Linked DNA regions of Homo sapiens: region 2 is linked to region 1. The links are chromatin loops, found by intact Hi-C in ENCODE. Cell type or tissue: PC-3. All regions are shown on one strand. Each heading gives the region's core, and the rest is flanking DNA. Links, peaks and the distances in the headings are about the cores only.

Region 1 (15,981 bases), core at 4,880-12,879:
TTATCCATCAAAATATTTCCCAGGTCACCACAGAGGGGGCAGCATTAATTATATATATAAACTGACTAGTCTGATGAAAATGTTTTACATCATGATTGTGGTGATAGGTCACAAGTGTTCATCAAATTTTGCCAAAATTCATCAAATTGTACCCTTAAATTTTGTGAATTTTATTATATGTAAATTACATCTCAATAAAGCTGACCCCTTCAAAAGTAGAATGTCACTCAAAGGATTAAGGATGTGTGTGTGTGTGCATGTGTGTGTGTAAGAAAGAAAGAGAGAGAAAGAGACAGAGACAGATAGACAGACAGACAGACAGGAAAGCACCCCACCCGATCCTCTTTGTGAGCTTTTATATAATTTATATAATATATAAATTTATATAATTTATATAATAAATGATCTCTCTGGATGTCCCTAAGTCTCCATTATACTAAATTTTTTCAAACTAGGATGCTTTTCTATTTTTAATTGTTGAGTTATTAAAATGCTTCCAAAGCAGACTGGTGCGGTGGTTAAGAAACAGGCTCTGATATCAGAAAGGCCCTTGTCTAATTCCACCGACTACCACCATCGCCACAACCAATCCTCTCCTAGAAGGGAAATCAGGTTATTCTCTCTATGCTTAGGTTCCCTCACTGGCAAAATGAGAATAATATTACTTATCTTCTGGGATGGTCGTGAGAATTAAATGAGATGATACATATAACACAGTTGACCATAGCAATGGCCAACAGTGTGTTTATGAAATTACTATAAGTAAGTGCTTATGAATTACTTCTGTTATAATTTAAATGTCTGCTGGAAAATGTTGGGAGTCATGGAAAAATAAAAGCTTTGTGCTGTGTTAAAACCAGGAAGGTATCTACGTCTAGGCTCAATATTTACAGATTCAACTCTGGTATTAGGGGATTGAGAAGAACTCTCCCACAACAAAACTGGATCTTACATAATACAAATTTTAGTGAGTTGTTGAGCTAGCAGAAAGTAAGGGAAATCTCCAAAGCTGGGGGTAGGGGCAGAAGTTGGCATGGGAGATTGAAAAAGGGTTTGAGCAGAAAGCAAAGCACCAAATGATGAGAAGGTGATCATTCCAAAAAGACAGGTTTCCTGAGGACAGGTGTCCAATTGGCTTTACATGTGAAGACTGGTTCTTGACCTGTTGCCAGGGTTGGGAGGCTGAACCTTGGACTCCAGGATTAATGTGGGGAACCTGGAAGGCATCTGGCTCCCCATAGATAGAAACATAAATCTTCTAGAGGAAAGCAGCCTCAATTCAGGACCCCAGATCTTCACAGATTAGGCCAACAAGATGTGAGTTTCAATCAAAGATCACCCATGCGTAAGAAAACAAACCACTATGAGTGAGTCCACATGAACAATAGACAATAAATTTAAATTCCCAGAACTTTCATATATTAGAATTACTGAACACAAAATACATAACACTTAATACATAATGAGCACTCAACAAGAGGCTGTCAAAATTTACCAAATAGATTCTAAAAATCAAATGGAATTTATAGAAATAAAAAAATATAAAATCATGAATATAAAAATTCAATGTGTGAGTTAAATAACAAATTAACTACAGTTGAATAAAGAATTAGTGAACTGAAAACACATCTGAAGAAATCTATGCCAATCTCTACCAAAATATAGAAGAAAGAATCACAGACACAGAGAAAATAGAGAGGTTAAGGGATTTTGAGGATAATAGTAAAAGTTCTAACATGTATCTAAACAGAGTCCCAGGAGGAGAGAACAGTCATAATAAAGACAAGACAATATTTGAAGAGATGATGGCTGACATTTTTTCAGAATTTATGAACGACATGAATCCCTAGATTCATGAAGCCCATTCTATCAAGCAAGATAAATAAAAAGAAATCTGCCTCTAGATAAAATGAGGTGAACTTGAAGAACCTCAAAGACCAAGGGAGTATATTGGAAACAGTCAGAAATAAGGAAAAGATTGTCACAAAGAATAACTGAAAGACCAATAGCAGATACTGGCCGGGCGCGGTGGCTCCTACCTGTAATCCCAGCACTTTGGGAGGCCAAGGCAGGTGGATCACAAGGTCAAGAGATTGAGACCATCCTGGCCAACATGGTGAAACCCCATCTCTACTAAAAAGAAAAAAAAAAAAAAATATATATATATATATATATATATATATATGTACAAAAATTAGCTGGACATGGTGGCACATGCCTGTAGTCCCAACTACTTGGGAGGCTGAGAGAGGAGAATCGCTTGAACCCAGGAGGCGGAGGTTGCCGTGAGCTGAGATTGTGCCAATGCACTCCAGCCTGGGTGACAGTGTGAGATTCCATCACAAAAAAAAAAAGAAAAAAAAAGATAATGGTATAAAAGACCAATAGCAGACGCCTCAACAGCAATTGTGGAAGCTAAAAGACAGTGGAATGACATCTTCAAAGTGCTAAGAAAAAAAAAAAAAACTACAAAGTTAAAATGGTGAATCCAGCGGTATTATCTTTCAAATACAAAGTCAAAACAAATAATATTTTCAGATAAATAGAAATTGAAAGAGTTTACTGTCAACACCACTGACACTTAAGGAATTTTCCAAAAAATTACTTCAGAAGAAGGAAATGAACCTAGAAAGAAAGTCTGGGAAAGGAATAAGCAAAGCAAATGGTAGACATTTGAACCTTAATTCAAATTAGTAAATCTAATACAGAATTACTGAATTAAATGATGATATTGATGTCTAATTTGTGACAGCTTAATAACAAAAAACAAGCTAAAAGAAAAGAGAATAGCACACCCATAAATTAGAAGAGGGACAGTTCTTATCTGTCAATTGCAGGTTTAAGATATTGTTTGTAGGTTTTGTTAAATATACATGGTAAAATTGTAAGGGTAATCATAAAGAATGAAAACAGAGAGTACAATTTCCACAGCAGGTAGAGAACAAAATCACATAGGAGACAAGAGTACAAAAAGCTTCATCAAGTAATAAATAAAATCCACTAGACCTTTAATTGTGAAATCTTTGTAGAGTCTTCTGGTATAAAAATTGGGCTGGGGAGGAGTCGGTACTGTCAGTTCCACAGTAATAATTAGGCCTGGGCAGAAGATGGAGGAGGCATCGTAGAAGATGCTGGAGATTGCTGGCAGTAGAGGAGAAAGACAGAAAAACTTTTAGAGCAGATATGTCAAAAGGTGAAGGGGCTGTGTCAGCCACAATGACATAGACTGGGCTCTCTCCCTGCCTGGGGCAGAGGCAGGAGGCAGAGCCACTCCAGCTGATAAATAAATGGCTAACATGCTGAGGGCAAATAGGGTGCTGATGCTGATGCTCATCGGATTGGGCATGTGTGCTGTGTCTCACAGGGGCCTTGATCCTGGCCCCAGCCTTGGCCAGAGCAGTTTAAGGGAAGCAGGCAGGAAGAGAAGGTGGGAGAAGAACAATGGGACATCTCCCTGGGCGGCACCCAGGACAGCTACCACCCCCTGGCACATCCTACTTAACCTGGAAGGAGGCTGAGGCTGAAGCCAGAAGACATATGTGTTGGCACAGATCTTCAAGGAAAGACCCAGCCACACCACAGAGCTGAAAATGGGAGGGTAACACTGGATAACATGGGCGCCTGCTACATGGGAATATGTGCCCAAATACAAGTGCATCTGTGATTTAATCACTGCCCCTTTCCTTCTCATAGAAATATTAAGGGACCTACTTCTGACCATTACATGCCCGAGAGTTCCCTTCTGCCACTTAAAAGTGTTAAAATATTAAACAGGAAAACCCATAAATCAAAAGGTTTGGAGAAATATACCACAGATTTGAAGGAACCAACAAATGCATAATAGTAATAATAGCTAAGGCACATATGCTGTTTACCATGTGGCAGACACTATTCTAAGTGCTCGATGTAATAATCTCATTTAATCTTCATGTGCCCAAGATCCCACAGCTAATAAGAGGTAGAGCTGGGATTCAAATGTAGTCACTCTGGTTCCAGAGGCTTTACTCTTAATTACCATGCTGCTTCTGAGTTGTTGGAAGATATTTTGCCTGGAGAAGTTCGAACTCGAGGTTGATATTACAGATTGCAATTGCACGTTTGCATTCCCCTAAAATTCAAATGTTGAGGTGCTAATCCCCTGTGTGATGGCATTTGGAGAAGGGGCCTTTGGGAGGTAATTAGATCTTGCAGGTGAATCCCTCTAATGGGATTAGTGTCCTTATAAGAAGAGACACCAGAGAGATGATCTCTCTCTCTGTCTCTCTCTCTCTCTCTCTCTCTCTCTCTCTCAGCCATGTGAACACACAGTGAGAAGCCAGCTTTCTGCAAACCAGAAAGAGGGCCCGCACTAAAAACCACACCTAGATCTCAGACTTCCAGTCTCCTGAACTGTGAGAAATAAATTTTTGTTATTTAAGCCATGCAGTCTATGGTATTTTTCATAGGCTTGTCTTCAGATATTTGAAGGGCTGTGTATGCAAGAAGTGTTAAACTTATTCTATAAAGACCAAAGGGATTAGAACTAGAAAGTTATTCTTTCCAGCCAACTTTGTAATTGGTAAAAGTTCCTAAAGAAGAAATGGGTTTCCTCAGAGGGTGCTAAGTTCTGTGTGCCTGGATATTAGATGCACCTGGTGTTAGTAATATGGAGAGAATGTAATCATTGAATGAGACTCTATAAAATTTCTTCCAACTCTTGAGAGTCTATAGAATCATTAAAGTCACTGCAAAAGAGCTCGGATTCAATGAACTGGATGTTGAGGATTCTTAACTTCCACAGAAGCTACACCCTCTCCACTTACTTTGCTCCAGGACATCTCGGAGCCATGATTTGCGTATTTTAAGACTCTACACGCCTAGATACTCTTCCTTCAGAGGTCAGCTTAGGCACTGCATCCTGCAAGATGTGTCTCCCACCCCATTCTTGACACCAGTTTAGGTGCCCGCATCACCCCATCTTTCCCTGACCCTGCCACTTCTCATACTACACCGAATATTCTGTTTTGTCATCAATCACCCCTGTATTGGTGTCTTAGGGCTGCAGTAACAAGTTACCACAAATGGGATGACTTACAGCAACAGAAATGTATCATCTCATAGATAGCTCTAGAGGCTAGAAGTCCAAAATCAAGGTGTCAGCAGGGCCATGCTCCCTCTGGAGCCTCTGGGGAGAATCCTTCCTTGCCTCTTCCTAGCTGGCAGTTGTCACTGGTGATCCTCGATGTTCCTTGGCTTGAGGTTGTATCACTCAAACTGCTGCCTTTGTCTTCACATGACCTTGTCCCATCTGCATCTGTGTCTTTGTGCGTCCCTCTCCTCTTCCTATTAGGACATCAGTCACATGAGATTTAGGACCCACCCTAATTTAATATGACCTCATCTTAATTTAAGTAGTTACATCTTTAACAGCCCTATTAGCAAATACCGTCACATTCACAGGTATCAGGGATTAAGGTATCAATATAACTTTGGGTGGCTTATGCCTGAAATTCCAGCAATTTGGGAGGCCGAAACAGGTAGATCACCTGAGGTCAGGAGTTCGAGACCAGCCTGGCCAACACAGTGAAACCCATCTCTACTAAAAATGCAAAAAGTAGCCAGGTGTGGTGGTGCGTGCCTGTAATCCCAGCTACTCAGGAGACTGAGGCAGGAGAATCACTTGAATCCGGGAGGTGGAAGTTGCAGTGAGCCGAGATCGTGCCATTGCACTATAGCCTGGGTGAGAGAGTGAGACTCCATCTCAAAAAAAAAAAAAAAAAATATATATATATATATATATATATCTTTTGGAGGGGGCACATAATGCAACCCACCACATTCCCCAACCTCTCCCTGCTCTCTAGCCTGTGGGTTCTTTGAAGATTGTGTCTTCATTCCACATATTTTTCTTACGTCTATTATGAACTACACCCTGTTCTAGGCACTGAGGGCACATCACAGTCAAGGTCCCTACAGTTGGTGGAGCTTCTTCCTCCACATGGATTCAGACAGTAAACATTGAAGTGGCCCTTCAGTGCTGAAGCCAAACACTAAGTGCATGTATGCACATACACACATACAGTAGGCGCCCCTTAGCCATGGTTTCCCTTTCTGAGGTTTCAGCTACTCATGGTTAACTGCAGTCTGAACATACTAAATGCGAAATTCCAGAAATAAACAATTTCTAGATCTTAAATGGCATGCCTTTCTCAGTGGTGTGATGAAATTTCATTCAGTCCCACTCTGTGCTGCCCAGGACTTGAATCTTACCTTTGTCCAGCCAATCCACACTGTCTACACCACCTGCCCGTTAGTGTCTCAGTAGCCGACTCAGTGATTGGATCACCTGTCTCTGTATGGCAGTGCTTGTGTTCAAGTCACCCTTATTGTATTTCACAATGGCCCGAAAGCACAAGAGTAGTGACACTGGCAATTTAGATATGCCAAAGAGAAGCCGGAATGTGCTTCCTTTAAATGAAAAAGTAAACGTTCTCAACTTAATAAGGAAAGAAAAAAAATGTATGCTGAGGTCAGACATTGGTATGGTAAGAACAAATCTTTTGTCTGTGAAATTGTGAAGAAGGCGAAAGAAATTCATGCGAGTTTTGCTGTTGCACCTCGAACTGCAAAACTGTGGCCACAATGCATGATAAATTCTTAGCTAAGATGGAAAAGGCATTGAGTTTGTGGGTGGAGGACATGATGGCAATCAGGTGTGGTGCTATCCTCAGTTTTAGGAACCCACTGGGGAGTCTTGGAACATATCCCTCGTGGGTAAGGGGAGGCTACTGGATATGCGTATATATAGTCACTTAATATATATTGGATGAGGGAATGTTAACTGGAACAGTAGAAGATGAAGGATAAATTACTACATTTCATCCAGCCAGTGCTTTCTGGCATGTTTATCAAAATGTAAAAGTGTGGTTGCTCTTTGTCCCTTGTAAAACTTTGTTCTATGGTACTTGAATTCTTATTCTCAGTTGACCTGAGGGTCAACCCAACTCCCCAGATAATACTTCTGAATATCATAAAACCAAGCTTATAAGGTGTATTCCTAATTTTTATTAAATTCAAACTTACAACTAAAGAAAACACTTGAATTCTGTTTACCTTCCAGGGCAGCGTCAGTTCCTCTCAGTCTCCATTTGTGCAGATGCCAGGTGAGTACTTTAATTCAATAAGCAATTATTCCCTTTTGAATTTAAATCAAGCATCTGGGCTTCCATTCTTTCATAACGACCTTACAACACTTCCAAAACTCTGCTCCTTTAAAATAGTTTTGTCTAAAATACAAAATCAGCGAAGGACAGAACTCATGCAGTAATTTCTGAATTTAAAATTCATTTTGTCTTGAAAGCAGCCCTTTTATCCCAAGCTTTTGGGGCAAAGGCAATATAAATTATGCCCTTGATACAGTTTTAAATTGTCTAAAGTTCTGACACCATGATCTGATAGATGAGGCATCTGCTTTCAAACAGAAAGGGGAAAGCCGTCTGCGAGCAGAGGGAGTCAGGCATTTGGTTCAGTATTTTGAATTCATTTCAATGCCTATGTCTCATTAAATACTCCTGTGGGGATGTAAAAGGGGAATTCCTAATAATACTGTTGGACATTCTTGTATAAACACACACCACACAGGCAAAGACAATCTCATTTAGTTCAACTCAGACGCGGCACATTCCCTAATAGTTTTATCACCTTCAGAGCTGGATAAGGGAAAGGAATAAGAGCAATCGAGGATCCCGAATATTTAAATGTCTGTATGTTGTTTCCCAATCATATATAGTGCCATTGAAATTTGGTGGCATCTCCTGCCTTCTACAGAAAAAAAAAAGAAAAATTTCCATAGCTTCTCTTTATCTAGAAATTATCCTTTCTCTTTGTACAGAGAAAATCCATGCTAAGAGAGCAGAGGCTTTTTTCTTCGTGGTTGTTTTGATTTGGAAATTGGGAGTATAGATGAGAGCCTGGAAACCTTGTTTTCATATTCTCAACCTTAACCGCTCTCATAAATATAATTTCATTGTATGAAACAGAACCTTATTTATTTATATTAAGGTTCAGCTGCACAGATTTTTTCCCAAGGAAGTATGCTTATAATGAAAACCCTAACTTCAGCTTTCAAATGCATGAGCAGGTTAGAAGTTATAGAATGTAAGATGAAAGTGAAGTGAGTGGAGTCGTGCCACAGGTTTTGATGGGGAATTTTGATTTCTTCTTCTGGATGAATAAATTCACATGCCATTCTTGAACACAATGTTATACTACTAGGTTTAAAGAAAATGTATAAGGCATGAGATCTGCCCCCTTGGGCTCGCAGGTTGACTGGAAAGATCATTGTGACTCAGGTGAAAGAGGAATGAGCATAATATAAAGTGCCACATCCTGTGGAACGGGCTGGAATTCTGTGTCTATAGAATCAGAAGCTCAGAAGTGGTCTGCTGCTGTGGTTGGGGTAAGGTAAGGAAGACAGGCACTTATATCTTCTCCCCAGTTCAGCCTTTTTGTGACCTATGACCTAAGGGTGTTGGTGTTAGCATTAGATCACACCCAAGGCCAGCTGGAACAATTAAACCATCAGTTTTATAGACCTCAAGTCTATGCCCTCAAACATGTTCTGAATGATCAGTGTTTTCTGCTACAACTGAGCTACGGGGTCAGAAAGTGTTGAGCAAACACACCTTTTTCCTTGGAAACCATTTCACTGCTGGGCTTACCTTAAATGAAGCTCTTATCAGTTTCTGTCCCTCCCTCTCTCCACCAAGGAAAACTTTTTACTTTTTTTTTTTTTTTTTTTGAGACGGACTCTTGCTCTGGGCGAGATCTCAGCTCACTGCAACCTCCACCTCCCGGGTTCAAGTAATTCTCCTGCCTCAGCCTCCTGAGTAACTGGGACTACAGCAGCTGTGATTACAGGCATGGTGGCCCAGCTGATTTTTGTATTGTTTTTAGTAGAGATGGGTTTTCACCATGTTGGCCAGGATGGTCTCAATCTCTTGACCTCGTGATCCGCCAGCCTGGGCCTCCCAAAGTGCTGGGATTACAGGTGTGAGCCACCGAGCCTGCACCACCAAGGGAAACTTTATGTAGCCGGCACTGTCTTCCTAAACGTGCTGGGCCCTGGTGAGTTGAGTGAAGGAGTCCATGAGGCCACAAGAGGGCAGCAAATAACATAAAACTCATCAAAACCCTAAAACTACAGGCCTCTAAAATTGGCTTCTGTGTGGCCATCTAATCCTAAAGAAAGTCATTTATTGATGTCTGCCAGGCGTGCGACCCAGTGTAAGGTCAATGTGTGAAGAATTAGAAGGCAGAGTACAGCCTGCCTCTTTGAGGTGGGGTTATATGTGTTACCTTATCCAGACATAGCGATCTCAGATAACAGGCCAGGAGCACCTCTTGTTAACAGTTCTATGTATATGGAGAGGTAGCTCCGATGTTGTGAAAAAGATGCTTCCTTGGTTAAAATATGAATGCCAAGAGATTATTTCATTTATGTCTTCCTAGCACAGCGCCGGTCACCGGGAAGGTACTCAGTAAATGTGAATGAATGAACAGACACGGTACTGTCTAAAATGAACTCACCCCTAAAGGCGACAATGTTTTCAAACGTTAGTTATTTGGGCTAATGCAGGAATATTTCACGCTTTTCAAGACATTTCTCTATTTCCATGTTAGCGTTGGAGTCAGGCACGCGTTAGTAACATCGTTTCCCAGGCAGAGACTCAGCTGCAACCGAGGCCTTGACCGCCCTGGGAGGAATTTTCTGCCCATGTGTTTTTCATTTGGCAACAGGTTCGCCGGTCACGTCAGGTTACTACGGTGTCAGAAGATCTTTCTTATCTGACTCAGACTTCCACAACAGTAAACAGTTTTCAAATGACGTCTACACCTCCAGCGTGGGGAAGCCGTTTCCCTGTGAGTCCTCCGCAGGGCAGAGCCATGCGGCTCTCCTGGAGCCCTACTTCCCCCAGGAGCCCTACGGAGACTACCGGCCTCCGGCGCTGACGCCCAACGCGGGCTCTCTGTTCAGCGCCTCGCCCCTACCGCCGCTCCTGCCACCGCCCTTCCCCGGAGACCCAGCTCACTTCCTATTTGTGAGTATGCAGAGACCTCGTGTGAGGGAGTAAAAGAGGGGCGAGGCTCGCCCTCTGGCCAGCCGCTGTGCTTGGCATCCGGGTTGAAGCCAGGTCTGGCTCACCCTGTAGACTCCAGAGGCTGCTTTGCAGCTGCCTAGAGATGCCAGGACACCCTCCGAGGGAGCCTTGTTCAAGGATCCCTGTTAGCCATGACAGCCAGGAGCGTCTACGCAGGGCTTGGAACCGGGAGGAATGTGCAGCAGGATTTATATCCATTTTGTTAATGCTCTACTGATATTGCCTGATGTTCCCCCACCCTGTTAGTGCCAGTCGTCATCATTCCTGCAGCCCCTAAGGAAGGAACACTGAAGCTGCATCTCAGACATGCTAGGCAGTAATGAGATGGATCATAATCTCCCAAGGAGGGTACATAGGGCTCCTCTTTCTTTCCAAGTCCCCTGCCTCCCCTTCCCCACATTTTTAGCCTAAAAATCCTTGTTCTCTCTCAATCCTTCCAAACAGGTGAGTTCATAAAGATCTGAAGATTGCTAATGCTCATAGAGAATAGTAAAGGTTTCTACCACAAAGTAATGAAGCTCTAAAGACAGGAGTTTAGACAAAAGGGAGAGGATGAGAATTCACATTATTAAGTATACTCTATGCCAGGAAATGTGATGTGTTCATTCAATACTTGCAACAACTCAGGATATATTTATGAAAGTCCCATTTTACAGATGAGCAATGTCGGGCTCAGAGTCAGGAGGAGCCACGAATGAATCCAAATCTTTCTAGCTCCAAACTTACGGGATTCCTACCTCTTTCCTCCTGCTTTAATGAGGACAGAGTGGGCTTCTCAGTCCCCTCAAAAATTCACCATGGAGTTGAAGGCCTACTCCGAGGAGTGGGCCAAGCGCTGACCTTCCCCACTGTGTAAATGGCATTCTAGGACCCAGACTAATGGGAGACTCAAAAAGAATCCAAGACAGAGTGCATTGCACACAGTAAAATGTTGCATACATGTGCATTTTATTAGTCTCACATTTCACTCATTTAATGTTGTCTTCTGGGAAAAGGAATCTCAATATCTATAGCAAATCTAATTCTAGAGTAGGAAGGGAGGAAAACTTTCACTGCTGGTGTCAAAAGCCGGAGAGAAGAGCAGCCTGAGAGCCAGGCTTCAGGCAGCAGAGAGAGGGGACGAAGGCTGCCCTGAAGCCACAGTCTGGCAGCACACAATGTATCATCAGAGTGTCACCTAGTGAATAACCTCCGTGGCCTTTCCATTCTCCTCAGAGGGACTCATGGGAGCAGACGTTGCCTGACGGTCTCAGCCAGCCTGACCCTGTGTCTGCCGATGCCCTGCTGACCTTGCCACCCAGCACGAGTTGCCTCTCCCAGCTTGAGTCCGGGAGCATCGCCCAGCACAGGGGCTCAAGCTGGGGGTCATCCCTGGCTGGGGCTCAGTCATACTCGCTGCATGCTCTGGAAGATCTGCACCACACTCCGGGGTACCCTACCCCGCCTCCTTACCCCTTCACCCCTTTCATGACGGTGTCAAATGACCTACCGCCCAAGGTGGGGCCACTCTCCCCAGATGAGGAAGCAGACACCGGTTCCCTCCATGACCCTTCCCCTTGGGTGAAAGAAGATGGGAGTATTGCCTGGGGGTCATATGAATGCCGCAGAGCTTATTGAGGGGAGGGCCAAATGACTTCTGGGTTTTTCTTTAACTTGAGGTGTATTCCAAAGATTGTTTTAGGTGTGTCAGCCCATTCAGGACTGGATTTTCAGAATAAGCCTCAATGCTGCTCTTTGTTAGTGGACGAGGGCATTTATTTGTAATCCTCTCCACTGTAACCCCACTGAAATAAAACAGAATGTTAATTAAATGTGTCAGAGACCGTATTCTAGTAAGATAACCTTACAATGTGGTCTTTTTGGAACTGTTGTAACCCATTACGTTCTGAATCTTCTGTTATCTTTGAAGTATCATTTTTGGCACTGATTTTTCTTAAATTACATTAAAAAGTTTATGCAGATCATAAAAGATACTGATTTTCCTGTCAGATGTTTCTTAGTTTTAAACTATGTGTATTCTGCAGTAAAAGACACTGGATAGGATATAATATAGATATGACCACATAAAACTCATTTTATAGCATGTGACTTGAAAGAGTGAAGTGTTTCATATACATATATTTATGGCTTATTATAGTGACTTGTAAAACCCCAGTTAAAAAAAAGGTACAATCTATAAATATGTTATTGTCCATAAAATAGGATGAGATCAGGAAACTATGGCTTTGTACATAACAAAGTTATTTTTTGACTCTATCCTAAAGCCCAGAATGTCCCCAAATTAGTTCAATCCAAAAAAGTCCAAAAATTTTCTTTGATCAGTGATGGCCTTAATTAAACCAGACATTGTCTCTCTGATGGAATAAACCTACAGTTATCAGCATGAATGAGTAAAATAGGCATTCTGTAATCAAATGGAAATTTTTTTTTTTTTTGAGACAGGGTCTCACTCTATCACCCAGGCTGGAGTATAGTGGTGTAATCATGGCTCACTGCAGCCTCAATCTCCTGGGCTCAAGGAATCCTCCTACTTCTGCCTCCCAAGTAGCTGGGACCCAGGTGTATGCCACCATGCCCAGCTAGTGTTTTTATTTTTTACTTTTTTTTTAAAGTTTTTGTAGAGACAATGTCTTACTATTTGCCCAGGCTGGTCTTGAATTATTGACCTCAATCTATCCATCCACCATGGCCTTCCAAAGTGTTAGGATTACAGGCGTGAGCCACCACACCCAACCAAATTCATACCCTTTAAAGAAAATACAGAAAATAGGACTAAGCTGTTGGCAAGAAACAGACCACAAAACACCAAGAAGCAAAAGGACTTTGGAGAAGGACATATTGCCATGTGTGAGCCGATGGCTTGACAAACAGCACCTCCTATTTGGTGGCTTACTAGTCGGAAAAGTGCAGCTCTTACTATGTGTCAATGAAGATATTGACATCTGAAGCATGAATCTGTCCACATTGGATTGGTGTGGGTTCCTTTGCTAATTGGGTTCCCAGCATAATTCCAGCATGCCTATCTGCGGCCAAGCTCATCATACATGCCTGGTATACACTGAGACTTTGCAGATGCATGAGTGGAGGCCCCCGGGTTGTACCTGCACCCTTCTTCTTAGCTTCCTACCACCTGTCTTTCTGCACTTCATTCTCACATCTTTTCCACCCTCTGGTCCCTCCTGATCCAATGCCATTTCTCTCCATCTTCTGGAGGCCAAGGCCTTCATTTTCCCTCTAGTTGCCCAAAGACCCTCAACACAATCTCCATCACATCCTCTGTGACTGTCCCATACTCTACCTCAGCAAGGTAGAAGCCCAGAAATTCCAACAAGGGGATTAATTCACACTTACAAGCAAATAATTGATATTCCTTTTTTTTCCAGGCCTTCAAGGTATTTTCTGGTTAAGCAAACTCACTTCTAGTTTATGGAGTGCCACCAGAAATGCTTGGGTAGTGAGCTTTCGTTCACCTCATCCTTTCGGCTCCCTCCAGGCAGAGCATTCTTCAGGGAGTAGATCAAGAGTGAACGCGTGGGGCTCTCTGCTCCTGGGCAGCACTGCCAGGCCCCCTGCCCCACTTCCTCCCCCTCCACCAGCTCCTTTGGGCAGCCTGAACTTTGCTTTGCTTAGTGCTTGCTCTTCAGTGAAAAGTGGCAACATTCACAGTGCAAGAAAGGAGCTGTTCTTTCCTAAATCCAGCATGACTTGCAACCTCAGTCTTGGTTCCCAATATGGCTGGTAGAACCATCTGTCATTCAGCAGTTACTCATACCTGAAGAGCAGGCCTGTGCATCAGAAAGAAGAGATCTGGCCCTCTCTGCAGATATAGAGGTCTTCACAAGGGTCTCAGGGTCATTTTCCTAGATTGGTGTTGTAAAGTTTAAAATGATTTGTCCTCTACTGCTTACCATTTTACTGGGTATCAGTAACACAGTAGTGGCTGTGTAAATCATGAATATGTGTCCACATAACTTTAACTTTCATGTGATTATGACTCTGAATTTTTGTTTGTTTGTTTTTTGTTTTTTTAATTATTATTATACTTTAAGTTCTAGGGTACATGTGCACAACGTGCAGGTTTGTTACATATGTATACATGTGCCATGTTGGTGTGCTGTACCCATTAACTCATCATTTACATTAGGTATATCTCCTAATGCTATCCCTCCCCGCCCCACCCCATGACAGGCCCCGGTGTGTTATGTCCCCCTTCCTGTGTCCAAGTGTTCCCATTGTTCAATTCCCACCTATGAGTGAGAACATGCGGTGTTTGGTTTTTTGTCTTTGCAATAGTTTGCTGAGAATGATGGTTTCCAGCTTCATCCATGTCCCTACAAAGGACATGAACTCATCCTTTTGTATGGCTGCATAGTATTCCATGGTGTATATGTGCCACATTTTCTTAATCCAGTCTATCATTGTTGGACATTTGGGTTTGTTCCAAGTCTTTGCTATTGTGAGTAGTGCCACAATAAACATACTTGTGCATGTGTCTTTATAGCAGCATGATTTATAATCCTTTGGGTGTATACCCAGTAATGGGATGGCTGGGTCAAATGGTATTTCTAGTTCTAGATCCTTGAGGAATCGCCACACTGTCTTCCACAATGGTTGAACCAGTTTACAGTTCCACCAATAGTGTAAAAGTGTTCCCATTTCTCCACATCCTCTCCAGCACCTGTTGTTTCCTGACTTTTTAATGATTGCCATTCTAACTGGTGTGAGATGGTATCCCATTGTGGTTTTGATTTGCATTTCTCTGATGGCCAGTGATGATGAGCATTTTTTCATGTGTCTGTTGGCTGCATAAATGTCTTCTTTTGAGAGGTGACACTGAATATTATGCATGTTCACGTGTTCCTTCATCTCCTAACAACTTGAAGATGCACTGGCTCTCAGACAAAGAGAGCTCAACAACCAGACCTTGGAACAGAGGTAAATACAGGGAGCACGACAATGTTTACATTCTTCTTAAAGCATCCTATCCCTTTCATAGCATTTGACTAAATTAACTTATAAAAAAGAGACACACTCAGGCCCACATATGCCTGCTAGTGTCCACTTCAGTTATCTAGTCTAAAAGGGGTTTGGGGAGTAGGGCTGGTGCTAATAATTCCAAATAATAAGTGATCTTCAAGAATTCTGTTTAGTTTGGGCTGGGCGCAGTGGCTCACGCTTGTAATCCCAGCACTTTGGGAGGCCGAGGAGGGTGGATCACAAGGTCAGGAGATCGAGACCATCCTGGCTAACATGGTGAAACCCCGTCTCTACTAAAAAATACAAAAAATTAGCTGGGCATGGTGGCAGGCGCCTGTAGTCCCAGCTACTTGGGAGGCTGAGGCAGGAGAATTGCTTGAACCTGGGAGGCGGAGGTTGCAGTGACCGAGATCGCGCCACTGCACTCCAGCCTAGCGACAGAGCGAAACTCTGTCTCAAAAAACAAAAAGAATTCTGTTTAGTTTGACAATGTGTCTCTGTTTTACATATATTTTAATTTGATTCTGTTTTATTGTTCAGGGAATACTTTGTTAAAAGGTGAAATCAAACTACAAAATTATGACAGGAAAATTAATTCTATTTCCTTATCCAACCCCATTTTTCTTTCAATTCCTCTCTGTTTTCTTTCCTTTCTTTTTTTTTTTTTTTGAGACAGTCACCCAGGCTGGAGGAGGGTGGAGGGCAGTGACACAATCTCGGCTCACTGCAACCTCCGCCTCCCAGGTCCGAGCAATTCTCCTTCTTCAGCCACCTGAATAGCTGGGATTATAGGCATGCACCACCACACCCAGCTAATTTTTGTATTTTTAGTAGAGATGGGGTTTCACCATGTTGGCCAGGCTGG
Region 2 (15,981 bases), core at 3,831-11,830, 290 kb after region 1:
AGATGTGGTTGTATGCAAATATTACACCATTTTATAACAAGGACGTGAGCATCTGTGGATTTTGGTATCCACTGGCCCTGGAACCAATATCCTGCAGATACTCACGGACAATTGTATTGCCTGCCAGGGTTGCCCCAAAAGTCCCACACCCAAGTTGATGCCACAAATTGCCTCTAGGGCAGACCCCCACTCTCAGGATGGATTGGAATTTTAACTAAAAGGAATTTTGGATATGATGGTCTTATTTGGATCCCGATTTGAACAAGCTAATCAGAAAAAGACATCTTGCGATAATTGGAAAAAATCTGAACATAAACTGAGTATTAGAGAAAATTAAAGATTTATTTTTGTTTTCATTAGGAGTGATAATGACATAGTGGTTTTATAAAAGATAAAAGGCCTTATCGGTTAAAGATGACAGTAAAATGACCCAATTTTGGCCAGGCGTGGTGGCTTATGCTTGTAATCCTAGCACTTTGGGAGGCCGAGGCAGGCAGATCATGAGGTCAGTAGTTCAAGACGAGCCTGGCCAACATGGTGAAACCTCGTCTGTACTAAAAATACAAAAATTAGCTGGGTGTGGTGGTGTGCACCTGTAATCCCAGCTACTCAGGAGGCTGAGGCAGGAGAATTGCTTGAACCTGGGAGGTGGAGGTTGCAGTTAGCAGAGATTGCGCCACTTCACTCCAGCCTGGGCAACAGGGCAAGACTCCATCTTGGGGGAAAAAAAATGACCCACTTTCTTGGGCCTGTTTTAAAATATGCTATTAGGTTGGTGCAAAAGTAATTGTGGTCTCTGCCATTACTTTCTCTTTTTTTGAAATGGAGTCTCACCCTGTTGCCCAGGCTGCAGTGCAGTGGTGCAATCTGGGCTCACTGCAACCTCCACCTCCCGGGTTCAAGCGATTCTCCTGCCTCAGCCTCCCAAGTAGCTGGGATTACAGGCGCATGGCACCATGCCTGGCTAATTTTTTTTGTATGTTTATTAGAGACAGAGTTTCACCATGTTGGCCAGGCTGGTCTTGAACTCCTAACCTCAGGTGATCTGCCCGCCTTGGCCTCCCAAAGTGCTGGGTTTTCAGGCATGGGCCACCGGGCCCAGCCTGCCATTACTTTCAATGGCAAAAAAGTGCAATTACTTATAGCAAGAAAAAAGGTAGAGAGAAATGAATGAAACAAGATCAGCAAACTGATCTTGTTTTTTAAATAAGTGAGAGGCACATGGTGGTTCATTATATTATTTTCTCTCAACATACATTTTTATGTATGTGTGAAAGTTTCCATTAGAAATTTTTTAAAATAAAAAGAATGGGAAGGGGGAAAGAATCGCAGATCTTTCTCCTGCTGAGGGAAGTTCTTCTGTTGGGGTGTGAAGGAGAAAGGCTTAGAAATTCCACTGAGTTTCGGGCTGGGCGTGGTGGCTCACGCCTGTAATCCCAGCACTTTGGGAGGCCAAGGCGGGCAGATCACGAGGTCAGGAGATCGAGACCATCCTGGCTAACATGGTGAAGCCCCGTCTCTACTAAAAATATAAAAATTAGCCCGGTGTGGTGGCACACACCTGTAGTCCCAGCTACTCAGGAGGCTGAGGCAGGGGAATCGCTTGAACCTGGGAAGTGGAGGTTGCAATGAGCCAAGATGACACCATTGCACTCCAGCCTGGGTGACAGAGCAAGACTCGGTCTCAAAAAAAAAAAAAGAAAGAAAGAAATTCCACTGAGTTTCTCCTCACAGAAAACAATAAAGTGGCTTGGAGAGAATACTACTGGAACTAGTTTATCATACATGTATCCAACTTCTACTGTCTCCCAGGGCCTGGGATATGATAAACAAGAAGAAATATTAGTTCACTGAACACCCACTCTGTGCCAAGTACTTTCAAACGTCATCTTTGTTAATCCTCATAACAATATTGCTCAGGTAGATGTGATTTGTATGAGTGAGATAGAAAGACCACCCAACCAGTAAGGGGCAGGGCAAAGAGACCTTTTGGTTTTGTTGCACATTCCACAAATCATTCCACAAATAGCCAAGCTGTGTATCCCACGGTGGAGGCAAACGGGGATGTAATTTTTTTTAATTTGTATTATTTTTTCTATTTATAAAAGCACATGTGGAAATTACTTGCGTTTTTTTCACATAAGCCCTCCCATTTTTTCACTGACATACATGTCTTAAGTACCTTCTGTGTTTCCAACACTGTGGACACAAAGATATATAAGGCCCTCCCCTCAAGCTATTTACAATTCAACTGGGGAAGCAGAGCTGGAAATAAATGTCACTGTGCGTTACTTGCTCTCACAAGGGGACATGACAGAGGCAACTAGCACGCACAAGGAGGAACCTGATGTCCTACCTCCTCCACTTTGCCCGGCCAAGAGCTTTTTGAAAGTCCCAGCAGCCCATGGAAGGTTCCCCAAGCCCCTGGACAAAACTTGCCCACTCTTGTTTTCTCCCACAGCCTGCAGCATACACTTTACCATGGGATCCTTCACAGTCGAACGCACCTTAGAATTCACTTCTTTCCTCTGGGCCACCCAAATGCAGGAACCACCTCCTATTCATTGTTGTGACCCCCAGCTCTTAGGGCAGTGGCTTGCACTTAACTGGCAATCAATAATTGCATTAAATTGAGACAAAAACCTTTCCTGGCAAGTGCCACCAGCATTAATTTTCCACCCTCCTAACTGCCTTTCGATTTCTTTTCCTTATTTTACTACTAGAAATACTCAGTCTAGAATCTCTTCACAGAAATCAGTGCTTCTTAAAAGTGTCTACAAAATAATCAGACATAAAGGAAAATGCAAAGATTGAGTCACTTTCTATCAAATATTGTTTATTTCATGAAGTCCCATACAGAGAGATCCAACATAAATATTTACATTCTATGAAGTTGCTCTGCTCTAGAAAACAACTAGCCAGCCCATGTTTTTGAAAGACTGTTCTGTTCTGTTTTGTTTTCCAGAAAGAAACTGGCCTCCCTTTTGGAAGAGATTACGTTTTCCCACCTCTTTATTTCTAGAAAGGAGCTTGCTCCAAATGGCTTTTTCAGGGTCAGTGAGCCATTGAACAACCAATAAGTTCTCAGCATCTTGGGATCAGCTCTTTTTTTCTACCAATCTGTCCTTTCTCTGTGTCCCGCCCCCGTCCCCCCGCACCCCCCAAGCCAAGCTAACTTCATAATTTCCTGCTTTTCTACTAAACGTAATGGTGAATGTTTCCTATGTTGATAGATGCCCACGAAAACAACAAATCCTTATCACCTCATAAATTTTAAGAATCTGCTCCTGGATACAAAGATGTGTCATCCATTATGTGCTGCCAAGGGAATGAGCAGAGAAACCAGGCGAAGGAGAGAGCATGAGACATGAAGCCAGCCCCATCTGCCCCTTGGATTTATAGGCAATCACTTTAGTAATAGGTACAAGGTGGCCATTTATAAGGTTATAATGCATCTCCTAAATGGACAGATGTCCCAGCATCTTCCTGCTGATCTAAAACCATCAGTGACTCCTTGCTGTCTACAGAATTCAGTTCAAACTCCTTAATCCAGCATCCAGTGGCCTCGATGATCTGGTCCAACTACCTAACCTTACTACCACTCCTGTAATGCCAGTCAAGACTCGCTCTCCCAGAAACTCAGCATGCATTTTCCCATTGCTGTCTCCGCTTGTCCTCTTTCTTCAGCCTGGAGTGTCCTTTCCTCACTTCTTTATGTGACACATCCTACCCATCTGTGAAGACTCAATTAAGTGCCACATCCTCCTTAAAGCCTCTTTCCTCTTCCAAAGTCCTTTAGATCTTGGCCTGTTCCTGCCTTTCTCGTGGTTCTCAGTATGTTTTGTTTATAGGAAGGGTATGAAACAACAGCAGAAAATACCCTAGGACCTAGAAATAAAGGGGCCATATGAGAATTTAACCATGGAAATCCATTTGTACATGGACAATGACTTGCAACTGAAAAAGTGTCTCCAAGACATCTGAGCATGACCCGCAGGTGAAGCCTGGCTTAGGTCTGTAGTTGCTGCAGAGTAAATGGTATTCATGTGTCTATTCAGTGAATCAACAAATACGTACTGAGCACCTGCTAAATGACAGTTACTGTGCTTGACAGTGGGTATGTGCAATGGTGAATAAGATACAGCTTCTACCCTCATGGCAGTTATATAGTAAAAACCCAGATTAACATCAATGACTTACATGATGATAGGGCTGTGATAGGGATATGGGCGAGCCCAGGATGCAGATACTTCCTGGAGGAGGGGATGCCCAAAGTGAGAATGTGGCACCTAAGCAGAATTTCAAACAGTTCAGCATGATTGAGCTGGGAGTGTTGGGTGGGTGAGTGGCAAAGGGTGAGGGGGAACAAGACGGAAGGGGCTACAAGGAGCTTGATAGTAAATGATTCATAAGCCTTGCTGAGGAATTTGGACTTCAGCCCAGGCTGATTATTCGTTATTTACCGTCTCTCACCAAATCCCTGCCCACATCCATTTTCTATCCTACTCTGACCTGCTCTGTGCCCTAGCAGGATGACCCCTGCAGACTGCACCACCCAGCTCCCTTGCCAGATGGTTTCCTGTACGATTTGGGCAAGAGAGGCTCCAGCAGGTCCGCTGTGGGCAGGAGGAGTGAAAGAAAGGTTATGGTATTGCTTCTGCTTTCCTTTCATATCAATAGCAGTAGTTGCACCCTCTGCAGTTCAGTCTCCACCAGTTGGCCCTTTCTCTAGCTCTCACTATAATCCAGTAACTCTACTTTTTCTTCTTGTCCCCTTCTAGGGTGGTAACAGCTTCCTACTGCTGCTAACAAACTCATCCATAGTTTGCTTCCTTAACCCTATCCATATATCTGCAAGTGGTACTTTCATTAAAGTCTCTTCTCTTCCTCTGAACCATCCGAAATGAATTCCGTTTTCTGACAAGACCCTAACTGATACAATCCTGAAAGTTATAAGGAGACATTCAAGTGTAGGGAGTCACAAAAAAACAAAAAATATGGCAATCAATGTGTACCTCCAACACTACTTAAGGGACAAGGCCCTCAAATTTTAGCCAATCTATTCCCAATGGTAGCGCCCTGTGTATTGCAGAGATGCATGCATCAGCAATCACAGACCAGGAACCTCTGAATCATGCAACTAGCCCCCAATTCTGATGCAAGATTGCAAAGGCAATGTTATAAACATAAATAAGCTTCTTGCATAGATCTAACAATACAAAAGGAAATAGGACATAGGTGCTTTGGTCTGCATGATACTTATTTCATTATAGACACCACTATGAGCCCAGGCGCAGTGACTCACGTCTGTAATCCCAGCACTTTTGGAGGCCAAGGCGGGTGGATCACCTGAGGTCAGGAGTTAGAGACCAGCCTGGCCAACATGGTGAAACCTGTCTCTACTAAAATACAAAAATTAGCTGGGCTTGGTGGTGGGTGCCTCCAATCCCAGCTACTTGGGAGGCTGAGGCAGAAGAATCACTTGAACCAGGGAGGCGGAGGTTGTAGTGAGCTGAGATTGCACTGCTACACTCCAGCCTGGGCCACAAGAGCAAAACTCCCATCTCAAAAACAAAACCAAACAAAAAAAAAACCCCACTATTATGAGTTTGGTTCCTATAACTCTATCTCCAAAGTCCAGTCCATTCTAAGACTCTGCAAAGAAACTGGATCTTCAAATAAACTGGATACAGGCTATTTTCCATCCCAGGACCCCTATGTGTATCTGCTGCTCCCTTTCTTACAGTATACCTTCTGCCCCATTCTGCTTTGTCTGAACTCTAATTTGTCTTTTACAGCTTGGCTTCAGGGTTATTTTCTCCATTAGCCCTTCTCTAACCCCTGTATTTATCTGTCTTAATTTCAAGGAGCAACATGAAGTCAGGAACTTTGTTCACCTCTGCACCCCCAGCACCTAATTCAATGCCTGGCCCACAATTTGTCTTCCTTATTGGGTTGAAAGTAAATTGAAATCACCATATTTGCCTGATTCATTTTTGTATCTTTCCAGAATGCCTAGAATAGTGCCTTGCACACAACAGGAGATCAATAAATATTTGTTAAATATATAAATGACAAAAATGTAACAAGTGTGTTCTTTCTTCCTATACTTCAAGGGAACATACAGTAAAGAATCATGATACCAGAGTTAAACAAATCCACGGGAACCTCCCAGGAAACCAAAACGTGCAAATGTGCCAGGAGGTTTTACAGATTAAGTCCATATGGGATTTTAAAAAAAAACAGAAGTGCTGTAGGACTTTATTGTGAATTGGATCTGCCAATATCAGTGCTGAAGAAGCCAACCCTGAAGCCAAATACCAGCATTTGTTTCCCAAACACTGATTAAAACAAATATTTTTCAGTTGCCATAGCTTTTGGATCTATTTTTGACATGCACGCTGAATGCAGCAAATAACATGGAAACTCTGGCTCCCTTCATTGCTGCTTAACATTGAGGACTCTAACCTCACTAGTGAGGTCAGAAAACACCAGCTACACAACCACACAAGATACCTTTCCTTGCTCCTAGGCTGCCAACTGCAGTACTATCTTTGGGATGGTTCGTCATGTCTACTAGCTGCACGTGCTTTAAAACTGAATACAGCCTCAATACAGCCTTTAAGTTTGGAAACTAGTTAAAATTAGACTAAGTCTTGTGTCTTTATAGGAAAGCACTGACAATATCTCTTTGATACATAGCATAGCCCTGATATACAATTTTAATTTTTTATTGTGGAAATTTAAGAACATATACAAAATTATAGAGAAGATTAAAAGGATCTGAAGTACCGTTCACCCAGCTTTGACAACTATCAATTGTGAAAGGAGAACTCAGACACAAAACTATTAAGAAAATAATTTTTACTTTCACTATTCTGTAAGGCAGATCATACTTCAGAACAACTGGGCTATCTAAACAAAGAACACAGCAGGCTTTTAGAGAAAAACACAAGAGGTTACCAAGTGTACAGTTAGTCTGTTCCTCACATGACTACACTATCTGCAAAGGTTATCACCTATATGTTGATATTAATATTGCAAAATCAGGAATTAATTTTTTTTTTATTTTTTTTTTGAGACAGAGTCGCTCTGTCGCCCAGGCTGGAGTGCAGTGGTGCAGTCTCGGCTCACTGCAACCTCTGCTTCCTGGGTTCACGCCATTCAATCAGGAATTAAATTGTTTGCATTAGGGTAGCAGATTACAAAAAGGGCATGGTCTTCATTTAGAGAAAAGTGTTAGGGTGTTTCTGCCTGTTTTAGTATTTTTAAGAAAGTCAAGTGTTTGGGGTTTTGCGGGGGCAGGGATGGGTTTTTTGTTTTGTGTGTGACTGCTATATAATGTGCTAAGTGAAGACAGCAGCAAGGCAAGATATCATTCATGCTTCCTTAGCCCCTCCTTCTGGCCAGGGGCTGCCAGAAGTGTAGATAATTTGACTACACGGGTTTGTTCAGAAATGTTCTGATCCATATTATTAACTTGATGGGTTTTTCTCTTTGACCAATTAAATTTATATAGTTGCTACAAAAGGTGTGGATTAACACTAGGAGATTTCTTTGCTGTATGGTTTTAAAAATTAAAGCCTTAAAATACGAAGGATTGGAGAATTAAATTCTGTCTAGAGGCTTCACAAAGCCCCTAGTCAGATTTTGATCACATCAGTTTCGCAGATGATTTTGAATTGCTGTTCTCAATCAGCTTGTCCTTTCTAGGTCTAGGAGAAAAAAGGCATCCAGTTTGCCCGGACCACGCTTTTCCTCAAGAACTACATAACTAGGACGTCCTTCCTTCTCTGAGGTCCCCAAGTCTGTCAATGTTCCTGCTATGTCAGCAAGTGGCATTCGTTACTAACTGTAAGGCTGAGATTTCACTAGCCAGAGAGCAGGTACAAGGTAAGTTTCCTGGGAGGATGTTGTGGGCATCATTTCCACATATCAAGTACAGTCCCTGTGTCTTATTTTTGGGGGGGGGGGGGGTGAGGGGGGATGGAGTTTTGCTCTTGAGGCTGGAGTGCAATGGTGCAATTTTGGCTCACTGCAACCTCTACCTCCTGGGTTCAAGCCATTCTCCTGCCTCAGCCTCTCAAAGTGCTGAGATTACATGCGTGAGCCACCGCGCCCGGCCCAGTCCCTGTTTCTTAAAGTCAGCTTGTCGTGCCTCATTAAGTCAGACTTGTTTTAAAATGTGACATTTCTTGCATGGTAACGTGACAAATTTTCTTTATCTAACCATATCCCAAGACAGAGGTGTACTGACCCTATGTAAATAATGACATGGTCATAAAAAATAAAGTGAAGCAACAAATGGCACTTCAATAATAACCACTGTTACATGCAGTTTTACAGACAAGCCAATCAATGTGTGTCACTCTTTCTCAGAATCAGTTTTCTTAGATTTTTCTCTTATTTATTCACTTATAATCTATACCCTAAGATATTTTATAGATTTTTTTTCTGAATTCTGAGACATCAGTTGTAATGAGATACCATTTAAAGAATGTTTTGTTCCACTTCGTACAGGGTTTGTTTATTAAATCGAGAATTAGTGATAGATCAAGAAGAAAGAAAAGGGGTGTTGTTCTCATTTGCCAAACAGAATATAGATTAGCCCCAAGTGAATTTTCATCTTAATTTCTTTCCATCCTGCATCATTAATTCTTGTTTTCTGAACTTGGTTTAAGTAACCCTACTATCACAAAGTCATCTGCTTTTAGACTAAATAAAAGGTCCTAGAAATGCTCAGTCACACAGTCCAACCATGGGCTTCAGGTGACAGTGTCAGCTTATACTGGAAAGCCTGTGTCCATGAATCTGTTCCATTTAGTGTCAATAGTTAAAAGAACCTATTTGAGGCCATTGCTGAGGTTATGATCCCCTTGATGTTTCTTCCAGAGACTCCATTATTAATTTATTGATTAATATCAAGGGTGTTTAGATAATTGCAAAGGAAAAGAAGAAACTACCTGTTGACGACAAGACTGAATGGCTTGGGTTAATTTACTATAATAATTAATAGTATCTACAATAAGAAAAATGAGACATAATGTACAAGTATTTTTAAAGGATTTAATCAACAATTGCTCCGAAAGTAGTAACATCCTATAGACAACAAAGGCATTGACAGATCTCCAGGACTTTTTAATTTATCCCAATGTGTATTTTTTGGTAACCAATTGACACAAGTATTTTAAAACAGAAACGTTGACTAAGTCTTGCCGACAGTTATTGTGCCAGTCTTCACACATTACCTTGAGTATGCTCTATCTGTCCTGAAAGACTACAATTGCTGAAACATGTTCATTTTAATATTAATAACATGCTTTGTATATAATTGACCAAATATTAATAACATGCTTTGTATATTTTTGTATATAATTGACCTAGGGAAGTTGGTTTGCCAACCGTTCCTATACTATGGGCTTGGCAAATGCCGTCACAAATACAGAGAATTCCAAGTATATTCAATGACTTCCGGCAACCCTCCTTTTACAAAATGAGAAAATAAACTTTGATGTTGTCTAAGAAAGAAACCTCAAAGACAGTTTGGTTGTAAAAGATATATTAACAGTTTTACTATTCAGAATATGAGAAAAGCCAGTCTAAAAAGTTGTCGGCCAGGCGCGGTGGCTCACGCCTGTAATCCCAACACTTTGGGAGGCTGAGGCGGGCAGATCACGAGGTCAGGAGTTTGAGACGAGCCTGGCCAACATGGCGAAACCCCGTCTCTACTAAAAATACAAAAATTAGCTGGGTGTGGTGGCAGGCGCCTGTAATCCCAGCTACTCAGGAGGCTGAGGCAGGAGAATCTCTTGAACCTGGGAGGCAGAGGTTGCAGTGAGCTGAGATCACGCCATTGCACTTCAGCCTGGGCAACAGAGTGAGACTCAATCTCGAGGAAAAAAAAAATTGTCAAAGGAGACAAGATGGGAGTATAAATCATAAGTGCCTAAACATGCGAAATGGTTACAATCTTTGTTATGGTGAAAATACACAGTAGTGTGTAACAATATTAGGAATTGTAGTCTTTTCAGAAGTAGAGTTTGTTTAAAAATTATTTCAGTGAATGATTTAAAAATCAGACAAAATGTTATCAGGCTTCAAATAAGTATATTTTAGTGATACCTGGAATCTCTGCTAGTTGCACACAGAAAAACTTTTTGTTATTTCTTGTGATATGGTTTGGCTCTATGTCCCCACCCAAATCTCATCTCAAATTGTAATCCTCTTGTGTTGAGGGAAGGACCTGCTGGGAGGTGATTGGATCACGGGGGTGGTTCCCCCATGCTGTTCTCGTGATAGTGAGAGAGTTCTCACCAGAGCTGATGGTTTTATAGGTGTTTGGAAGTTCCCCCTTTGCAGCACTTCTCTCCCTCCTACCACCTTGTAAAGAAGGTGCCTGCTTCCCCTTCTGCCCTGATTGTGAGTTTCCTGAGGCCTCCACGACCACATGGAACTGTTAGTCGATTAAACCTCCTTCCTTTATAAATTACCCAGTCTCAGGCATTTCCATTTCTTTTTCTTTCTTTTGTTTTTGTTTTTTGTTTTGTTTTGTTTTCCAAGACAGGGTCTCGCTCTGTCACCCAGGCTGGAGTACAGTGGCGCAATCTCAGCTCACCGCAATGTCCACCTCCCGGGTTCAAGTGATTCTCCTGGTCAGCCTCCTGAGTAGCTGGGACTACAGGCGCATGCTACCATGCCGGACTAATTTATGTATTTTTTGTAGAGATGGGGTTTCGCCATGTTGCCCAGGCTGGTCTTGAACTCCTGAGCTCAGGTGATCCACCTGCCTTGGCCTCCCAAAGTGCTGGGATTACAAGTGTGAGCCACCATGCCCAGCCTCACAGGCATTTCTTTATAACAGTGTGAAAATGGACTAATACACTTGTTAGTATTAACAAGTTGAGATCGTATACTCAAAGCTCAATGTTCTTCTGAAATACTTGGCTTTCTCCTCCTTATCACTTAAAGTTCCCTTTTCTCAATAAATTTAATATTCCACTATTTAGACATACAAAATGCAGTTAAACATACAAAAATAAATATACATCCTTAAATGGCAAACATGAGGCTTTAAATTTTAACTTCAAAATATATTGATCTTACCAGAATATTACAAGGTAATGTTTATCCACATTAAATTTACCATCTTAGTAGAAATATAATGCTGCTCTTGAAATATAAATGGGGCCAGGTGCAATGGCTCACACCAGTGATCTCAGCACTTTGGGTAGGCCAAGATGAGCAGATGGACTGAGTCCATGAGTTCGAGACCAGCCTGGGCAACATAGGCCCCATCTCTATAAAAAAAAATTTAAGAAAAATCAATAGACAAAACATATCCATTATCTTGTGTATGCATCTGTATCTCTTTGCAACAACTGTATGGCCTCAACCACCATGAATACTAGTTCCAGCTTTCAACCAAAATAATCAACATCTGCTCCCTCAAAGGCCCAGAGAAAATGGAGAGGTGAGCAACTAAGAACAGTCTATTGCACACAAGTACCTTAGCAGAAAAGCAAGGCTCAGTGAAGGCCTCCTGAGTCCCACAGGCTCTAGCACATATATATTTCACATTTTTCAAAATGGAAAGCATGAACATGTGAACTAACATACAACCCAATTTTTTTGTTTTCTTACAGCACATGGCCAGTCTCATTCCATCCAAAACCCCACCCACTACCAACTCATCCCCAGGTTATTTTGAAGCAAATCCCAAACATTATCTCATTTCATCTGTAAATATTTCAATAAGAATCTCTAAAAGATAAAGATTCTTTTTTGATCTTTAAACATGATCATAACAATTATCTAATGCAAAAATTAATTCCTTAACATCATAAAATATTCAACCAGAGTTCACATTACCCTAATTCTGAGCATTTTCAACTTCATTATTTAAATCAGGATCCAAATAAGGTTCAATACATTGCAACTGAGCAATATGTATTTTAATTCTACTTTAATTTATAGGTTTCTCTTCCATCCCCTTTTTCCTCTTGCAACTTTTTGTTGAAGATACCAGGTCAATTGGCCTGAATTTGCTATGGTGTAACTTAAAATGTTCTTTATCCCTGTTTCCTGTAAATTGTTAGTTGAATCTAAAGGCTTAATTAGATTCAGGCTCAATCTTTTTTGTTTGTTTGTTTTGCAGATGTGTAGAAAAGACTCTAATCTTGTCCAAAAAGGGGTCTGGCCTTTGCCCTGTATTTGGGGAGGTAATTTCTAAACCCTTGGAATTTCATGATAGGAGTGGTTTTGTTCGTGTGCAGGCCTTGGTTAAACTGGATAGTGTAATGGTGTGATACAGAGCGGGAGGTTTGGGTCACACATACTCGGCAATCAGCTCTGGAGGGGCTGGAGATGGAGAAGTCATGTGGGTAGCCAACCAGATAAATCTCTGGACAGGAAGGCTCAGGTGAATTTCCCTGCTTGGCAATAATTTGTGCATATTGTCATACATTGATAATGGGAAAGTAATGGTGTATACAACTCCACAGGGAGAAGATAACTGGAACATCCATATTTGGAACTTTTCTAGACTTTGCCTTATGTGATTCTTTTCCCGGACTACTTTTAATCTGTATCCTTTAGCTGTGATAAACCATACCCATTAGTATAACAACTTTTAGTGACTTCAAGTCCTTCTAGCAAATTATCAAAACTAAGTGTGGTTTTGAGAATCCCCAAACTTGCAGTTGATGCCAGAAGCAAGGGCAGCCTTGTGAACTGCTCCCAACACTCCCCACAAGACCACTGCACTGTGGTGGTGTCTAGCAGGAGGTCCATGATATCCAGTTGTTTCTTTTTCTGCTGTTCTTAGCCACTGATGATCATTGCTTCTTTGAAAGAGGTCATTACCTCTTTGAAGACTGCAAAATGGTGATATTCTACTTCTATCCTTTCTTTTTTATTAACTTGAGCCTTCCCCTTCATCAGTTGTTTGGTTATCTGATATAGGCAATATAGGAAAGACAGGAAAAAATGCTTATTTTATTTACCAGTTTTTAAAATTAAGAGGTAGTTCCTTGCATTCTTCAAAGTGACCAATGACTTTTTAAAAATCTTTATGTCATGAATTTAAGCATCAATCATTACAGATGTTCATCTTTGAACACCTGTGGCCAAGAAAAGAGTATGTAAATTAACTCCTGTCCTTTTGACATGATCCTAGTAATCTTTCATAGCTTGCTTCCTTGCTTTCTGGTATCACAAGATGTTCCAAGTTTATCTGGCATATCCTCTGCTTCAAACCTGGAATCAGCCATTTCTCTAAGAAGACCTGTCTCAAGTTGGGTTCTTCCAGGAAATTGACTCTGAGTTGAATATTTACATGCATTTAAGGGACTGCCCTTAGAATTAACACCTATGGGGGAGGGGCAAAAGTAGGACTGGGCAGAGAAAGCAGTGGAACCACAGTACAGTCACAGCCAATTCCACACAGAACACTGGAGATGGTCTAGCCCTGTAAGATGTCCTGCTTTGAGGCAAGAGAGCCTGACCTTTATAATCCACATTAACCAGTCATTAGATATGGGCTGCCTCTGGGGAGAATGGTATAACCCTGGGTGAGGTGACTCTCTTCATGTTAGGGCAGTGGTTCTCAATCAAGGCACTTTGTCCCCCAGAGACATTTGGCAATGCCTGGAGACATTTTTGGTTGTCACAGCCATGGGTAGGGTGCTACTGGTGTCTAGTGGGTAGAAGCCAGGGATTCTACTAAACATCTTCTAATGCACAGAACAGTCCCCAACAACAAAGAATTATCCAGTCCAAAATGTCAATAGTGCTGAGACTAAGAAACCTTGGTTTAAGACAATGCCCAGAGAGTGATTCAGGGACAGCCAACAGCCACCACTGTTCCCAGCATCCCAGGCCTCAGTTCTGAATGGAGAATCTGGGTGGCAAACCACAGCATCCGCTACATGTCTTGATTACTTTTAGAGAAAACTAGTAAATAGAGATCTCTGTCTGGGAGCTAGGAGTGCTTGTTGCCTGCAGTTTGATCTCTATTTCTAGGCCTATTCAGGGGAGAGAACTAGGAAATTATCTTTTTAATACACATCATTCATTATATCAATATTTCTAATTCAAAATCAGGACTCTGACATAATCCTTCTATTTAGAAGGTATAATCCTTCTATTTTGAGAAGCTTGGAACTTGTTGACCCTAAGAAGTTTCCTGAGAGCCACCTCAGTAAACCATTTTTGAATGTCATTAAGTTTGCATATTAGGGGGTTACAAAAGTAAAGGAAAACTTTGCAGGAAAATGTTCAAAATAATCCAGAATATTGGAATTAGAAGGAACCTAAGAGATCATCTAAACCAAAACTCTGATTTTACAAATGAGGAAAAGGAGGCCTAGAAAAGTTCAGCAGACTTAATCTAAGGTCCATAGCTACTTAGTGCCCTAACCAGGACCAGCATCAGGACACTAACCCCTCATATTTGTTTCTTTTTTCCTGCCTCAGCACTCTGACTCTTCTCTCTAGTATTAACTCTCCCATGCTGCAGAAGAAAATAGAGCAAAGAGGGACAGAAAAGGAGATGAAACTCACTCCTTTTTCACAGTATACCTTGGTGGAACTGAGAACTCAGATCTGTATGCAGAGAACTGAGCACAGATCTGTAGGAAGGAAGTGCTTCTTATCCACTGTTAGTGGAAACATCTGTTTGGTTGTTTTTCCAAAGCACTGTTAGATTGTGCTGTGCCTTCCACATTCTCTCCTGCACTCTTGCTAATGACCAAGCAGTTACACACCAGCAAGGCTGGCCAAGGTTGGGACATCTTAGCAAAGAAAAAGAGCTCAATTAACCAGTCCATGCAGGGATAGAATGATTGATTTGGTCTCATTAGTAGCATACACAAAAACAATCAATTAAGCTGGCAACATGGTGTAATGCCTTTTCAAATGAAGGTAACCCTCTTTTTTTTTTTTTTAGTCAGGGTCTTGCTCTGTTGCTCAGGCTGGAGTGCAGTGACTGGTGTGATCACACCTCACTGCAGCCTCAACCTCAACCTCCTGGGCTCAAAAGATCCTCCTCCCTCAGTCTCCCAAGTAGCTGGGACTACAGGCATGCATCACCACGTCCTGCTAATTTATGCATTTTTTTGTAGAGATGGGGTTTTGCCATGTTGCACAGGCTGGTTTCAAACTCTTGGGATCAAGCCCACCTCAACCTCCCAAAGTGCTGGGATTACAAATAGGTATGAGCCACTGCGCCTGGCCATTAGGAACTGTCTTCTTTCAATTCTTTCCTAGGCATACTAATCTGAACTCTTGTCCTAGTAAGTTGTTTATTATTTCTTCCAGTGCTTCCTAAACTTTTCCACTGAAGTACTGACAGAGAAGAATGAAAGCTACACAACACACACACACACACACACACATGCACACACACACGCACACACACACACACACACACCCCGGTGTGTACTCAAAGCCCTGGGAAAGTGACCCAAAGCAAAATTATTGGGAAATGCAAAATTTTTCCAAAGTCCTGTGTTTATCTTAAATATTCGTTCAAGTCCCACAACCTACTCTGTTTTTCTTAAAGAAACAGAAGTTTAAAAGGGCAATTGATATTCCAGAACATGCAGTATGTTTAACAAGGGCTTTGAGAAATCCCTTCCCCTCCCAAATCATGATATACCTCTTATAACCCCATTTAAGAAACCCAGATTGAGAAATCACTTATATAATAGATTTCTATTGCTCTGAGGTAGAATTCATACTCTTAAAAGTAGTTTGCCTTTTTAAAAGAAATCTGCATTCTATCTACTTATGAAGCATCTATTTTTTTTTTTGTTCTCATTTTAGCAAAATCACTAGTTGTTTCGGTTTTTTTTTTTAAGAGATAGTGTCTTACTTTGTCACCCATGCTGGAGTGCAGTGGTGCAATCACAGCTCACTGTAGCCTTGAACTCCTGGGCTCGAGCAATCCTCTCACCTCAGCCTCCTGAGTAGCTAGGACCACAG

Evidence for each region. Hi-C counts contacts between places; a loop is a spot of excess contacts. Peaks named below come from ENCODE experiments on the same cell type or tissue, not always from the same donor. Only the 100,000 strongest peaks of a DNase experiment are listed, where the experiment ranks them.
Region 2: it touches region 1 in a loop (8-fold over the local background); 4 of 110 quality-filtered maps call a loop at or near these places.

Annotation. Positions count from the first base shown.
Region 1 is chr11:111,274,299-111,290,279 of GRCh38, forward strand. POU2AF2 (POU class 2 homeobox associating factor 2) reads left to right here. Exons shown (of 5, transcript NM_198498.3): 3 at 7,100-7,142; 4 at 9,778-10,079; 5 at 11,355-12,103. The coding sequence ends at 11,756. Among named protein-coding and RNA genes, the nearest start is that of POU2AF3, 16 kb to the right of the region's middle. In PC-3, for the core only: a CTCF peak has its summit at 9,146 (motif pointing right); a DNase peak (open chromatin) is centred at 9,133; H3K27me3 peaks cover 4,894 bases.
Region 2 is chr11:111,567,666-111,583,646 of GRCh38, forward strand. No RefSeq gene overlaps it. Among named protein-coding and RNA genes, the nearest start is that of SIK2, 27 kb to the right of the region's middle. In PC-3, for the core only: CTCF peaks have their summits at 7,406 (motif pointing left) and 7,605; no DNase peak of the experiment used is centred there.